Regions from separate parts of the Homo sapiens genome. Here region 1 is linked to region 2. Evidence: read pairs that join two places in POLR2A ChIA-PET (ENCODE). Cell type or tissue: GM12878. All regions are shown on one strand. Each heading gives the region's core, and the rest is flanking DNA. Links, peaks and the distances in the headings are about the cores only. Region 1 overlaps SMARCC1 (SWI/SNF related BAF chromatin remodeling complex subunit C1). Region 2 holds the start of LOC124906372 (small nucleolar RNA U13).

The links. ChIA-PET counts read pairs that join two places held together with the same protein. Peaks named below come from ENCODE experiments on the same cell type or tissue, not always from the same donor. Only the 100,000 strongest peaks of a DNase experiment are listed, where the experiment ranks them.
Region 1: POLR2A ChIA-PET joins it to region 2 with 10 read pairs; 3 of 35 experiments call an interaction of 5 or more read pairs at or near these places.

Annotation. Positions count from the first base shown.
Region 1 is chr3:47,693,388-47,701,728 of GRCh38, reverse strand. It overlaps SMARCC1 (SWI/SNF related BAF chromatin remodeling complex subunit C1), which reads left to right. Exons shown (of 28, transcript NM_003074.4): 11 at 327-451. Among named protein-coding and RNA genes, the nearest start is that of HIGD2AP2, 35 kb to the right of the region's middle. In GM12878, for the core only: no CTCF peak of the experiment used is centred there; no DNase peak of the experiment used is centred there.
Region 2 is chr3:47,461,859-47,470,199 of GRCh38, reverse strand. The region is part of intron 1 of SCAP (SREBF chaperone); the gene reads left to right. LOC124906372 (small nucleolar RNA U13) reads right to left here and starts at 3,851; the gene lies at 3,752-3,851. It also overlaps the pseudogene SPMIP3P1. RefSeq lists a silencer at 3,163-3,264. In GM12878, for the core only: no CTCF peak of the experiment used is centred there; a DNase peak (open chromatin) is centred at 3,829; H3K4me3 peaks cover 433 bases; H3K27ac peaks cover 986 bases.

The DNA.
Region 1 (8,341 bases), core at 33-8,032, 230 kb before region 2:
GATTCTCCTACCTCAGTCTGCTGAGCAGATGGGATTACAGGCGCCTGCCACCATGCCCGGCTTATTTTTGTATTTTCAGTAGAGACGGGGATTCGCTATGTTGGTCAGGCTGGTCTCAAACTCCTGACCTTAGTGATCCACCTGCCTCGGCCTCCCAAAGTGCTCTGATTACAGGCATGAACCACCGCGACCGACCTACTGTTTGTCTTTTAAAGTGATCTTGAGCATATGTTCTACAAATAATGAAGGTGTACAACCTCAGAAACTGTTTGCTATCAGTAGCTATAATCAGTCTTGTTTATATTTCATATACTTGTATGTTTTAGCCAAGCTAGCCTTTATGGGAAGCGCAGAAGTCAGAAAGAGGAAGATGAGCAAGAAGATCTAACCAAGGATATGGAAGACCCAACACCTGTACCCAATATAGAAGAAGTAGTACTTCCCAAAAATGGTTTGTATTCTTCTGCATGAGAGTGTTAGATTTAATTTAGTCATTCTCAGCAATACCATGGGATGATTCATTGCTTGCTGTGGGTCCACAGTTCTCGACTTTCAAGTATGAATAGATTGTCCCTTTTATGGATATCTTTTTTTAATTTTCTTTAATCATTTGAGTAGTTTTACTCTTTGTTTATAGAGAAAACTTACAGCGACCAAAAACATCTTTAATTTAGTAATGTTTTAAAATTAATGGTTTTTAAATTGCAACAGAATCACATTCATATGAAAAAGTGGAATACGTACCTATATATAGTTTAACTTATTGAAATCTCTAGGGAATGCTTTATGTGGATGCAAATTTGAAGTTCTCTGGTAATGAATTTCTTCTAAGTGTGATGAACCTTAGTTACCAGTTATGTAAATTCTGGCCTAACTTCTATTCAATGTAATTAAATTCAAAGTGGGCTGGGCATGGTGGCTTATACCTGTAACCCCAGCACTTGGGGAGACCAAAGCAGACAGATCACTTGAGGTTAGGAGTTCAAGACCAGCCTGGCCAATGTGGTGAAACCCCATCTCTACTAAAAATATAGAAATTAGCCAGGCATGGTGGTGCGTGCCTGTAATTCCCGCTACTCCAGAGGCTGAGGCAGAAGAATCACTTGAAGGAGGTTGCAGGAGGCGGAGGTTGCAGTGAGCTGAGATCATACCACTGCACTCCAGCCTGGGCGACAGAGTGAGACTCAGTCTCAAAAACAAAAACAAAAAACAAAAAACAACCCAAAATGTTCTTTATTGATAAGGTATTTTTTATTGACCATTAAATGTTTGTGTCCTCAGTGAGCCAGTGATCACATTTTCAAAAAATAAGCTCTAGCATACTTCGAAAAGTAAAGACCTATGATAGGCATTTTATGATTTATTAGCCTTCTTCACCCATCTTTGTGGGAGCAGCTTGTAAATAAGAGACTATATATATCAGTTGGTGAATTACAGGTCTCATACTAATCATCCAAGTTTATAGAATTTCACTGAAATCTAGAAAGTGGAGATTTAAAATTTGGGGACTAGAAACTAAGTCATTAAAGTTATTGGTAGGTTTTTTTTTTTAATATACTTTATTGAAATGAAATAACAGGAGGAATTAGAACCTTTTCTGGTTATTAGGAGATGAATTACAGTTCTTCAAAACAGCCTAAGATGAAGGATTGTAGTAAATTATATCTCTTTTTTATTTTACTATTCTGTGAGCATGAAAAATAATGAAAAAGTAGAAGAAAAAAATCTAGGATTTAGATTAAGATGTATATGAAGCATATAACCATCTCTCCTGCCCTAAACTTGTACAGTGACAGACAGAAAAGAGTATTAAAAAAAAGCCTAGGAAAACCAGAACATTATTTTTCATTATTGAGAAATTTGTAAAATATAGGAAGCTATCTGGATCTAAAAGTAAGATGAGTTACTAAAACTCAGGAAGTATACGGTTAAAAATAGGAGAAGACTATATGGTTTATATGGCACTAAACAGAGCAATTGATAAGTCTGTATGATTTATCTGGCACTAAACACAGAGCAATTGATAATTAAGATGGGCACTGGGTGTATATATGTATATACATAGATATATACATGTAGGGCAATATACATATGTATATACCTATGTATAGACATATAGAGCAATATACATATGTATAGACATATAGGGCAATATACATATGTATAAGATGGGCACTGGATGTATATATGTATATACATATGTATATACATACAGGGCAGTTAAGAATACTAGGAGAAGCTAGACTCATCAGCGTTGGTCTGTATGTATTTTGCACTCAGCTGATGGTGTGTTGTCTGGTCGAAGGCTAAAGCACTAACGCTGAAGGTGACAAAGATGCAAGGAAAATGTCCCAAGCAGTTCTTGAACTCCAGATGGAGGGATTAAAGGATAAAAAAATAATAAGCAGGAGAATTAGTACTTGTCCTTTTTATTGGTTTTCTGTTTTCTAGTGAATTTATAAATTTAGCATTTGATTTTTCTGAATTTAAGTATAACCAGTTCAAGCCCCTATTCACAGTTGCTTGGATTTTCATTTTCTTAACACTTTTTTTTTGGAGGACAGGTGCTCTTAACTTTTCTTGTGTCCTAAGAAATTTTTTGCCTATATTAGTGTTGCAAATGTGTTTTTCTGTGTTTTCTTGTAGAAAGCTTATGCCTTCTGCTTTTATAGTTAGGTCTGTGACCCAATTTAAAGTTGTTTTTGAGGATGTTATGAATTAAGGGTTGAAGTTAATTTTATTCCCCACATAGGTATTTAGTTGTTTGTATACCATTTGCTGAAAAGACACTACTTCTCACATTGAACTATTTTGCTGCCTTTGTTGAAAATCATCACACATGTCTACATTTAGATTCAGTATTCTATTCTAACCATCTCATTGTACTTAATACCACAGGGCCTGAGTTATTATAGTTTTTTTTTTTAGTAAGTATTGAAATTGAGTAAACTCCTTCAACTTTTGTTCACATTTTTCAATATTGTTTTTGCTATTATAGCTCTTAGGTTTTCCATGTAAGTTTTAGCACCAGCATTTAATGTAATTTTTCCTCTTCTGTGGTTTGTATGTTTTATTAGAGGTCTTTCACATTTTGTTAAATTTATATCTCATTTTTTTTGTTACTGACAGTGTAAATTTTTCCACTTATTTTTTCCTAGTATGTGGAAAGAGAATTAATATTCCTTAATTTTTGGCCGTGTATTCTATTGCTTTTTAAAAAATCATGTATTCTGGCACTTTTTTGTAGATTTCTTAGGATTTTCTATTACACAAACCTCCAATTATATTATACCTCCACTGTAATTTTCAATAGCGGTTTAGAAAGCAGACATTTTTGCTTTTTTCTCTGTCTTCGAAAGAACACATTTATATTTTACCATGGTGTGTGATATCACACAATAGATGTTTCATCAATTTCAGGAAGCTTTCTTCCTGGATTTTTCTGAGTTTTTATGAATGAATGCCAAATTTTGATACCGTTCTTCAGTATCCACTGATGTAATGATATTTCTCCTTTTAATCAGTTAATATTATTTAATTGTAAGATTTTTGTAGTGGTTGAATCAACTTTGCATTCCTGGAATTTACCTCATTTGATGACATTGTATTTTTTTTTTTAATGTGTTGGCTATATTTGATTGTTTAATATACTTTAAAAGGATTATTTTAGTCTGTATTTGTGGAGGATATTTATCTTTTTTTTTTTTTTTTTTTTTTTTTTTTGAGGCGGAGGCTCGCTCTCGCCCAGGCTGGAGTGCAGTGGCGCGATCTCGACTCACTGCACGCTTTACCTCCCAGGTTCACACCGTTCTCCTGCCTCAGCCTCCTGAGTAGCTGGGAATACAGGTGCCCACTACCATGCCTGGCTAATTTTTTTGTATTTTTAGTAGAGACGGGGTTTCACCATGTTAGCCAGGATGGTCTCGATCTCCTGACCTCATGATCCGCCCGCCTTGGCCTCCCAAAGTGCTGGGATTACAGGCGTGAGCCACTGTGCCCGTCCAGATATTGATCTTTAACTTTCTGTTCTTAGCATTTTCTCATCAGGTTTTGCTGTCATGGTTATGCTGGCCTCATAAAATGAGTTTGGAATTTTTTTTTTTTTTTCCCTTAAGAGTCAGGGTCAAGGCCAGGTGCAGTGGCTCACACCTGTAATCCCAGCATTTGGGTAGGCTGAGGCGGGAGGATCACTTGAGGCCAGGAGTTCAAGACTAGCCTGGCCAACAAGTTGAAACCAGAGCTCTACTAAAAATACAAAAATTAGCCTGGCGTGGTGGCGCATACCTGTAGTCCCAGGCTACTCGGGAGGCTGAGGCAAGAGAATCGCTTGAACCCGGGAGGCGGAGGTTGCAGTGAGCCACGATCACGCCAGGGCACTCCAGCCTGGGCGACAGAGCCAGACTCCATCTAAAAAAAAAAAAAAAAAGTCAGGATCTCTCGCTCTTTCGCCCAGGCTGGAGTGCATTGGCAGTCACGTCTTGCTGCTCACTCAAGTGATACTCCCACCTCAGCCTCTCGTTTCAGCTGGGATACAGGTGCTCACCACCACATTTGCTTAATTTTTATTCATTGTAGAGACACGGTCTTGCCATACCGCCCAAGCTGGTCTCAAACTCCTGAGCTCAAGCAATCTACCCTCCTCAGCCTCCCAAATTGCAAGCTACCATGTCTGGCTTATTTTGTAGTTAATTCCTAATTAAAATCTATGGCAGAGCTGGACATGGTGGCCTTTCCCTGTAGTCCTAGCTATTCAGTGAGAGGATTGCTGGAAACCAAGGACATTGAGGCTTCAGTGAGCCATGATTGCATCACTGCACTGCAGCCTGGGCTAAGGAGTGAGACCCCGATTCAAAAAAACCCAAAATCATTCACTGAAAATCTAGTCTTTCGAAATTTATTCACACTTGGCTGGGCGCGGTGGCTCATGCCTGTAATCCCACCACTTTGGGAGGTCAAGGCGGGTGGATCACCTGAGGTCAAGAGTTCAAGACCAGCCTGGACAACATGGAGAAACCCTGTCTCTACTAAAAATACAAAAAAAAATTAGCCGGGTGTGGTGGTGGGTGCCTGTAATCCCAGCTACTCAGGAGGCTGAGGCAGGAGAATCACTTGAACTCGGGAGGCAGAGGTTGCAGTGAGCCGAGATTGCACCGTTGCATTCCAGCCTGGGCGATGAGTGAAGCTCTGTTTCAAAAAAAAAAAAAAATTATTCACACTTGTTTTATTTCACAGCATATAGTCTACTTTGGTGAACCTTTGCTTATACTACTTGAAAAGGACATATGTTGTGCCGTTTTTGAGTCTAGTGTTGTATAAATTTGTTTGTGTTTTGTTTTTTTGTTTTGTTTTGTTTCTGAGACAGAGTCTCGCTCTGTTGCCGAGGTTGGAGTGCAGTGGTGCAATCTCAGCTCACTGCAACCTCAGCCCCCAGGATTCTAGTGATTGTCCTGCCTCAGCCTCCTGAGTAGCTGAGATTATAGGCGCCCGCCACCACGCCTGGCTAATTTTTTTTGTATTTTTAGTAGAGATGGGGTTTTGCCATATTGGCCAGGCTGGTCCCGAACTTCTGATCTCAGGTGATCCACCCGCCTTGGCCTCCCAAAGTGCTAGGATTACAGGCATGAGCCACCTCGCCTGGCCCCCCCCCCCCCTTTTTTTTTTTGAGACAGCGTCTTGCTCAGTCACCCAGGCTGGAGTGCCGTGGCATAATCTCGGCTCACTGCAACCTCCGCCTCTTGAGTTCAAGTGATTCTCATGCCTCAGCCTCCCGAGTAGCTGGGATTACAGGCATGCACCACCACGCCCGGCTGATTTTTTTTGTATTTTTAGTAGAGACGGGGTTTCACCTTGGCCAGGCAGGTCTTGAACTCCTGACCTCAGGTGATCTGCCCACCTCAGCTGCCTAAAGTGCTGGGATTACAGGCGTGAGCCACACTGCGTCCAACTTTTTTTTTTTTTTTTTTTTTGAGACAGAATCTTGCTCTGTTGCCCAGGCTGGAGTGCATTGGCATGATCTCTGCTCACTGCAACCTCCGCCGGGTTCGTGTGATTCTTCTGCTTCAGCCTCCCTAGTAGCTGGGATTACAGGTGCCTTCCACCATGCCCTACTAATTTTTGTATTTTTAGTAGAGACAGGGTTTCACCACGTTGGCCAGGCTGGTCTTGAACTCCTGACCTTAGGTGATCTGCCTGCCTTGTCCTTCCAAAGTTCTGCGATTACAAGCATGAGCCACCGCGCCCGGATGACAAAGTAACTTTTATTCAACCACTACAGGGACAGATGCTGAGGGTGAAGTAGAAAACAGGCATTCAGTTTTCCAGTGTATGATTTTATGCATAATATAGCATTGTTTTAATTGAGATATACTTCACATAACATTAAATTAATTATTGTAAAGTACATACTTGCATTGTCACCCAGACTGGAATAACAGCTATGCGATCATAACTCACTGCAGACTTCACCTCCTAGGCTCAAGCGTTTCTTGTGCCTCAGCATCCCTGGTAGCTAGGACTTACAGGCATGAGCCACTACACCCAGTTATAAGGGCATTAATCCTGTTCTTGAGGGGCCTATCCTCCTGACTTAATTATTTTCCAAAGGCCTTACTTCTAAATACCAGGACACTACAGTTGGGTTTCAACATACGAATTTTGTGAGCACACATTTTTTCCCGTTACTATGTGTTTAGCTCATCAAATATGTTTAGAATCACTGTTACATAATTGAGGTTAAAATGTAAGAAATTTAGCACTTTAAACAGGTTTTTTTTGTAGGGGGAGAAAGTATTTACCATTTAACAAAGGACTAGAATCCTAAAAATGTATAAAGAATCTGAACCCCTTAGACTAAATTACATAGTATTTACCGTTGATTATGTCAGATTGGTAATTTGTTAGAAATAAATACATGGCCAAGAAGTGTGTGAACAGATGGTCAGCCTCACTTAAGAATATGCAAGTTCTTCAAATCACTATTTTCATCTATAAGATTTTCAAAACCTAAAAGGTAGATGGAAAAGTGTGAAAGTTTTGAGGAATGAGTACTATCAAATGCTGTTGATGAAAGTGTAAATTAATGAAGACATTCAATGCAATTTGGCTGTGGTTTTTTGTTGTTGTTGTTTTTGAGACTGAGTCTCGCTCTGTTGTCCAGGCTGGAATGCAGTGGTGCGATCTCAGCTCATTGCAACTTCCACCTCCCGGGTTCAAGTGATTCTCTTGCCTTAGCCTCCCGAGCAGCTGGGATTACACATGCGCACCACCATGCCCAGCTAGTTTTTGTATTTTAGTACAGACAGAATTTCACCATGTTGGCCAAGCTGGTCTAAGACTCCTGACCTCAAGTGATACACCTGCCTCAACCTCCCAAAGTGCTGGGATTACAGGCATGAGCCACCTCACCTGGCCTTGGCTGTGTTTTTAAAATTTTAAAATGTGTACCTCTAGTTGCAGTGTTTTATTTTTAGAGTTTATCTTAAATAATTGCATGCACCCACAAAGATAATTACAAAAGAATGTTTTTGAACAGTGAAATATTCAAAATAAACATGGTTTCCATCAGTGTAGGGCTGGTTAACTTACAGTCCACCTATGGACACAGTGGACTTGTAAAAATGAAAGAAATGTAATGTAATTTAAAGTTCTTACATGGAAAGAAGGTCCGTGCTAAGAACTAAGCACAGTATTGATAACATTTACATAGAGTTAAAAAACTCTCAGGATATATTTTGACATCCATGTGGATGTATAAAAGATATTCGTTTGGCCGGACGCAGTGGCTCATGTCTGTGATCCCGGCATTTTGGGAGGCTGATGCGAATGGATTGCATGAGCTCAGGAGTTCGAGACCAGCCTGGGCAACATGGCAAAACCATGTTTCTATAAAAAATACAAAAATTAACTAGGTGTGGTGGCATGCGCCCATAGTCCCAATTACTTGGGAGCCTGAGATCAAAGGATCGCTTGAGCCTGGGAGGTCAAGGCTGCAGTGAGCCATGATCGCACCACTGCACTCAAGTCTGGGCGACAGACTGAGTCCCTGTCTGAAAACAAACTAAAAAGGTATTAGTTCTTCCTTAATTTTTTTTAAAAGAATGAATGGATTAGAAGTGAGAATCAAAACAAATGCATCATAAACTTTAATAAAAAAAACTTTTGTGGAAGGGATTGAAAGATTGTTTTCATGTTTTGTTGAGTATTTTGTATTGTTTGCTTTTATGATGAAACTATATGGTGCTTGGGTAATGAGAATATAGTCTGTTAAATATTTCATAGCTGGGCTTATGATTTTTACCTGAAAGTGTATTGAATGGTGTTGCAGTTGTAGTGAGATGCATGT
Region 2 (8,341 bases), core at 268-8,267:
GTAATGGGGTAAAAAACAAGTTCTCTTAAGGCTAGCTCTTGATCCCCTGTTGTAAGCTGACCAACTTAATCTGAAAATAATTTGCAGCATGTAAATATTTTAGGATTAGAGCCATCTGTATACACACTTAAAAGTAGTTTTGCTACCATTACATTAGTCTAAAAGAGTTACCTAAGAATGCCAAACGATATTTTGTTCGAATGCCTTGGTTATTTTAATTTAAAAGCATTTCTTTCAAAACCGCTTCTCTCTTCACAATAGTAGAGCTGTGGCAGTGAACTAAGAGGTCAAGGATTCAGTGAATCTGTGGCTAATTTCTTGTTCCAATCTGAGAGCTCTCTTTGCACTATGATCAAAATGGAGTCTTGCCAACTGCCCAGGGTAATAGCCTTGCAAGTCTCTTCCTTGTTGAGCAATGAATATAAGTTCCACATGGCTGGGGAGGCCTCACAATCATGGCAGAAGGTGAAAGAGGAGCAAAGGCATGTCTTACATGGTGGCAGGCAAGCCTCTTCTCATTATACTTTTAAAATTATTTGGTGGCTGGGTGCAGTGGCTCATGCCTGTAATCCCAGCACTTTGGGAGGCCAAGGTGGGTGGATCACTTGAGGTCAGAAGTTCAAGACCAGCTTGGCCAACATGGTGAAACCTTGCCTGTACTAAAAATACAAAAATTAGCAGGGTCATGGTGGCACGCACCTGTAATTCTAGCTACTTGGGAAGCTGAGGAAGAATTGTTTGGACCCAGAGGTAAAGGTTGCAGTGAGCCAGGATCGTGTCACAGCACTCCAGCCTGGGTGACCGAACAAGACTCTCAAAACAAACAAACAAAAATTATTTGGTGATTTTTTTTTTGAGACGGAGTCTCCTTGTCACTCAAGCTGGAATGCAACGGCGTGGTCTCTGCTCACCGCAACCTTTGCCTCCCGGTTCAAGCGATTCTTCTGTCTCAGCTTACCAAGTAGCTGGGACTACAGGCATGTGCCACCACACCCGGCTAATTTTTGTATTTTTTGTAGAGATAGGGTTTCACCATGTTGGCCAGGCTGGTCTTGAACTCCTGACCTCAAGTGATCTGCCCACCTTGGCATCCCCAAGTGCTGGGATTGCAGGTGTGAGCCAACGTGCCTGGCCCATTTTAACCATTTTTAAGTGTACTATTTAGTGACATTAAATGTATTCACATTGTTATGCAACCATCATCACTATCCATTTCCAGAATGTTTTCATTATTCTACATAGAAACTATCGATCCAGGAGCCATATGTAGAAAGCTGAAACTGGATCCCTTCCTTACACCTTATACAAAAATCAATTCAAGATGGATTAAAGACTTAAATGTTAGACCTAAAACCATAAAAACCCTAGAAGAAAACCTAGGCAATACCATTCAGGCCATAGGCATGGGCAAGGACTTCATGACTAAAACACCAAAAGCAATGGCAACAAAAGCCAAAATTGACAAATGGGATCTAATTAAACTAAAGAGCTTCTACACAGCAAAAGAAACTACCATCAGACTGAACAGGCAACCTACAGAGTGGGAGAAAATTTTTACAATCTACCCATCTGACAAAGGGCTAATATCCAGAATCTACAAAGAACTTAAACAGATTTACAAGAAAAAAATCAAACAACCCTATCAAAAAGTGGGTGAAGCATATGAACAGACACTTCTCAAAAGAAGACATTTATGCAGCCAACAGACACATGAAAAAATGCTTGTCGTCACTGGCCATCAGAGAAATGCAAATCAAAACCACAATGAGATACCCTCACACCAGTTAGAATGGGGATCATTAAAAAGTCAGGAAACAACAGGTGCTGGAGAGGATGTGGAGAAATAGGAACCCTTTTACACTGTTGGTGGGACTGTAAACTAGTTCAACCATTGTGGAAGACAGTGTGGCGATTCCTCAAGGATCTAGAACTAGAAATACCATTTGACCCAGCCATCCCATTACTGGGCATATACCCAAAGGATTATAAATCATGCTGCTATAAAGGCACATGCACACGTATGTTTATTACGGCACTATTCACAATAGCAAAGACTTGGAACCAACCCAAATGTCCATCAATGATAGACTGGATTAAGAAAATGTGGCACATATACACCATGGAATACTATGCAGCCATAAAAAAAGGTGAGTTCATGTCCTTTATAGGTACATGGATGAAGCTGGAAACCATCATTCTGAGCAAACTATCGCAAGGACAGAAAACCAAACACCGCATGTTCTCACTCATAGGTGGGAATTGAACAATGAGAACACCTGGACATGGGAACATCACTCACCAGGGCCTGCCGGGGGATGGGGGGAGGGGGGAGGGATAGCATTAGGAGATAAACCTAATGTAAATGACGAGTTAACGGGTGCAGCACACCAACATGGCACATGTATGCATATGTAACAAACCTGTATGTTGTGCACATGTACCCAAGGGCCAGTGGGTGGGAATTGGTATCTCATTGTGATTTCAATTTGTATTTTCTAAGGAATATTGATGTTGAGCAATTTTTCATATGTTGATTGGCCATTTGTATATCTTCTTTTTTGTTGTTGTTTGGGTTTTTTTTTCTTTTTCTTTTTCTTGAGACGGGGTCTTCTTGCTCTGTTGCCCAGACTGCAGTGGCGCAATCACAGTTGACTGCAGCCTCAAGCCTCTGGTCCCAAGTGATCCTCCCACCTCAGTCTTCCAAGTAGCTGGGACTGCAGGCATGTGCCCCCATGCCTGGCTTATATTCATATTTTTTGTGGAGATGGGGTTTCACCATGTTGCCTAGGCTGGCCTTGAACTCCTGAGCTCAAGTGACCCATCCACCTCAGCCTTCCAAAGTGGTGGGATTACAGGCATGAGCCACCCCACCGAGCCTGTATATCTTCTTTAGAGAAATGTTCATTCAAGTCCTTTTCTCACTTTGAGTTATTAATTGTTATTTTGTTGTTATTGTTGAGTTGTAGGAATTCTTTACAAATTCTGGATATTAAACCCTTGTTAGATATATGATTTGTGAATAGTTTCTCCCATTCTGTTGGTTAGCATTTCACTCTCTTTATTGTGTGATTTGCACAATTTTTAACTTTTTTTTTTTTTTCTTTTTTAAGACAGAGTCTCCCTCAGTCACCCAGGGTGGAGTGCAGTGCTACAGTGTTGGCTCATTGCAGCCTCCACTTCCTGGACTCAAGCAGTCCTCCCACCTCAGCCTCTCAAGTAGCTGAAACTACAGGTGCACACCACCATGCCTGGCTAATTTTTTTTGTATTTATTTTTTTTTAAGATATGGGGTCTTGCCATGTTGTCCAGGCTGGTCTCAAACTTCTGAGCTCAAGCAGTCCGCTTGCCTTGGCTTCCCAAAGTGCTAGGATTAAGGCGTGAGCCACCACGCCCGGCCAAAAGTTTTTAATTTTTATGAATTCCAGTTTATCAATTTTTTTCTTTTGTTGCCTATACTTTTCAATCCTTGCTAAACTCAGCATCATGAAGATCTTTTTCTTATATTTTCTTCTAAGGGCTTTACAGTTTTAGCTCTTCTTTTTTCATTTATTTGATCTATTTTGAGTTAATTTTTGTGTATAAGAGTCCAACTTCACTTTTGCGTGTAACTATCCAGTTTTCCCAGTAGCATTTGTTGAAGAGACTGTCCTTTCCCCAGTGACTGGTCATGGCATCTTTGTCAAAAATCAGTTGATTATATTTGTGAGAGTTTATTTTTGGGTTCTTTTTTCTTCTTCTTTTCTTTTTTTCAGGTTAGATGGGTAGTGCTGACATCATAACAAGGTTCAAGAATGACTCATCTCACATGTGTGTGAAACACCCAGGTATCATACTGATGAACTACAGAAGATCTGGGCTCTCTATTGTTTTATATGTCTGACCTTATGCCAGTACCACATTGTTCTGCTTACTGTAGCTTTATAGTAAGTTTTGAAATCAGGAAGTGTGAGTCCTCAACTTAGTTCTTGTTTTTCAAGTTTGTTTTGGCTATTCAGGGTTCCCACTTTTTTCTTTGGACAAAGTAATGGGGAGAATTTCTTTCTTTTTTTTTTTTTTTTTTTTTGGTTTTTAAGACAGTCTCACTCTGTTGTCAGGCTGGAGTGCAGTGACGCAATCTTGGCTCACTGCAAACTCCACCTCCTGGGTTCAAGCGATTCTCCTGCCTCAGCCTCCTGAGTAGTTGATATTACAGGCACCTGCCACCACGCCCAGCTAATTTTTGTATTTTTAGTAGAGACGGGGTTTCACCATGTTGGCCAAGATGGTCTCGATCTCTTGACCTCATGACCCACCTGCCTTGGCCTCCCAAAGTGGTGGGATTACAGGCGTGGGCCACTGCACCCAGCTTTTTTTTTTTTGTTTTTTTAAACAAGTAAATGGAAAGAAATCCCACGTTCATGGATTGGAAGACAATATTCTTTTTTTTTTTTTGAGACGGAGTCTTGCTCTGTCACCTAGGCTGGAATGCATTGGCGCAGTCACTGCTCACTACAGCCTTGAGCTCCCAGGCTCAAGTGATCCTCCCACCTCAGCCTGCTAAGTAGGTGGGACTACAGGAATGTACTACTGTGCCTGGCTAATTAAAAAATTTTTTGTAGAGATGGAGTCTCACTGTGTTGCCCAGGCTGGTCTTGAGGACTCCAGGGCTCAAGCAGTCCTCCCCACTTGACCTCCCAAAGTGCTGGGTTTACAGGCATGGGCCACCGTGCCTGGCCAGCTGTTAGAATTTTGATAGGGATTGCATTGCATTTTGATATGGATTGCGTTTGTAGATAGCTTTGGATAACGTTGTCATTTAAAGAATATTGTCTTCCCAGCCTGGCCAACATGGTGAAACCCTGTCTCTACTAACAATACAAAAATTATCCAGGTGTGGTGGCATACACCTGTAATCCCAGTTACTCAGGAGGCTGATACAGGAGAATCGCTTGAACCTGGGAGGCGGAGATTGCAGTGAACCGAGATTGTGCCACTGCACTCCAGCCTGGGTGACAGAGCAAGACTCTGTCTAAAAAAAAGAAAAAAAAAAAAGAATATCATCTTCCAATCCATGAAAGTGGGAAAGTGGGATTTCTTTCCCTTTATTTTACGTCTTTAATTTGTTTCAGCAATGTTTCAGTTTATGTCTTTTGTCTCCCTTGCTTAAATTTATTCCTAAGTATTTTATTCTTTTTGATGCTATTATAAATGGAATGTTTTCCTAATTTTGTTTTTAGATTGTTCACTGTCAGTGAACAATAGAAATGCAACTGATTTTTGCATGTTCATTTTGCATCCTACAACTTTGTTGAATTCATTTATTAGCTGTGTGTGTGTGTAATCTTTAGGGTTTTCTACATGTAAGATCATGTCATCTAGGAACGGAAATAATTTTACTACTTCCTGTCCAGTTGAGATGCCTGGAGAGAAAGGGTAAATGAGGCAGTGAGAAGGTTCTTGCTTAATTTCTCTGGCTAAAACTTTTCAGTACTGGATTAAATAGAAGTGGCATCCTTGTCTTGTTCCTGATTTTAGGGGAAAAGCTTTTAGTCTTTCACCATCAAGTGTGATGTAAGCTGTGAGATTTTCATATATACCCCTTTATTATGTTGAGGATATTGCCTTCTATTCCTATTTCATTGAGTATTTTTTAATCAAAAAGTTATCTTGAATTTTGTTAAATGCTTTTTCTGCATCAGTTGGGATGATCATTGTTTTTCTCCTTCATTCTAGTAATGTGGCATATTACCTTAATTGATTTTTGTTAAACCATCCTTGCACTTTGGGAATAAATTCCACTTGTCATCTGAGATGTATGTTTAATATCTACTTTAAAAAAAAAAACACAAATCAGTCCCAGCCTGGGCAACATAGTGAGACCCTCATCTCTACAAAAAATAAAAAAAGCCTGGTGCAGTGGCTCACGCCTGTAATCCCAGCACTTTGAGAGGCCGAGGCAGGCGGATCACCTGAGATCAGGAGTTCAAGACCAGCCTGACTAACATGGTGAAACCCCGTCTCTACTAAAAATAGAAAAATTAGCCAGGCTTAGTGGGAAGCGCCTGTAATCCCAGCTACTCAGGAGGCTAAGGCAGGAGAATTGCTTGAACCTGGGAGGCGGAGGTTGCAGTGAGCTGAGATCATGCCACTGTACTCCAGCCTGGGTGACAGAGCGAGACTCTGTCTCAAATAAATAAATATTAAAAAATAAAATAAAATAAATTAGCCAGATGTGGTGGCTCATGCCTGTAGTCCCAGCAGTGTGAGAGGCTGAGATGGGAGGATCACTTGGGAGGTTGAGACCGCAGTGAGCCACGATTGTACAACTGTATCCAGCCTGGGTGACAGAGCAAGACCCTATCTCAAAAATAAAACAAAAAACCAAAAAACTTAGAAGTCAACAGATGCTTATTGAATTCTTCCTAGGTGTCAGACACTGTTAAAGTTCTGGGGATTCAGCAGTGAACAAGGCTAAGCCCCTGTTTTCTTTTAATTTTTAATTTTAGTTTTTTTTTTAGGGACAGTCTCACTTTGTCACTTAGGCTGCCAGGCTCGAGTGCAGTCATGCATTCTCAGCTCACTGCAACCTCTGACTCCTGGGTTCAAGTTATTCTCGTGCCTCAGTTTCCCATGTAGCTGGGATTACAGGCACTACCACACCCAGCTAATTTTTGTATTTTTAGTAGACACAAGGTTTCACTATGTTGGCCAGGCTGGTCTCAAACTCCTGACCTCAAGTGATCCGCCTGCCTCTGCCTCCCAAAGTGCTGGGATTACAGGCACGAGCCACCGCACCCCGGCCCACTGGAGTGTTTTGAGCAGGGTAGTGACATTAGTGATTTGTGCTTTAGAAAGATTTATCGAGGATGGAATGAGGCAGGAATGAATAGAGGCATTCCTGCTGTCCCCATGGTCAGTGATGGGAGAGTAGCCAGGGAGATGATGATTGTTGGTCAGGTTGGGGATCTGACTTGGAGGTAAAACTGTTGTAACCAGCTGTTTCAGATGTGGGCTTGTTGTAGGATGTTTCCTAAACTTTCCGCCGGAGGAATAAACAGGGTAGCTAGTGGTATAATTAACTGAGATGGCTGGGAAAGAACAGCTACTGTGGGGAAATCAAGAATTCTGTTTTTGGTCTTGTTAGATTTGAAGTGCTTATTAGGCATTTGAGTGGAGATACCAAGTGGAAATAGTGTAAATAAGGAGCTTAGGGGAGAGGCTTGAGAGGTGTGTATGTAAGAGACATCAGCAAACAGATGAGAATTGGAGCCAGGAGTCAGGCTGAGAAGCCCTGGGGAGAAAGGGTAGATGAGGAAAGCAGGCCAGGAACAAAGCCTATGGGGAAGCAGGAAGGGAGGCTGAGAAGCACAACCTTCTAGGACATCAGTAGGGACATGATGTCACTCACAACTAGGAAATAAGTAGGTGTTTTCCTTTCTTTCTTTCTTTTTTTTTTTTTTTTTTTTTGAGACGGAGTTTCGCTCTTATTGCCCAGTCTGGGGTGCAATGGCGCGATCTTGGCTCACTGCAACCTCCGCCTCTCAGGTTCAAGCGATTCTCCTGCCTCAGCCTCCTGAGTAGCTGGGATTACAGGCATGTGCCACCACGCCCGGCTAATTTTTTGTATTTTTAGTAGAGACGGGGTTTCACCGTGTTAGCCAGGATGGTTGTAGGCGTTTCTCATTTCAGCATAGTGTCTTTATGGTCAGCCCTTTCAGTGGCTGCCTCTGATGGTGTTTGATCATAAGTCATAACTCATCCATGAAGGTGTTTTACAGTCTGTCTTCAAGCAGGCAGGTCCTTAGATTGAAAGAATGGAGGCTTCACTGCGTGTGCCTTTACTACACAGATAGCCGATGGGGCAGAGGTTGTATAGCTGATGGGGCAGAGGCTGTCAGATGACTGTTTTACAGAAAAACCTTTGACAAGTTATATAGTAAACTTGTTAAAAGAAAAAGTTGATCTCCTAGCTAAGACAAAAGGTTTCAGTTTAGGAAGATAAAAAAGATGGATGGTGGTGATGGCTGCACAACAATATGAATGTACTTAATACCACTGAACTGTACACTTAAAAGGGGTTAAAATGATGTTTATGTTAATAATTTTTTTTTACCACAAAACGAAGTAGAATACTTTGTCACTGATTATAGTAAACATTTAAATCTGAATGCTAGATTGCTTTTTTTTGAGATGGAGTCTCACTCTGTCGCCCAGGCTGGAGTACAGCAGTGTGATCTCAGCTCACTGCAACCTTTGCCTCCTGGGTTTAAGTGATTCTCCTGTCTCAGCCTCCCAAGTAGCTGGGATTATAGGTGCCTGTCACCATGCTCGGCTAATTTTTGTATTTTTAGTAGAGATAGGG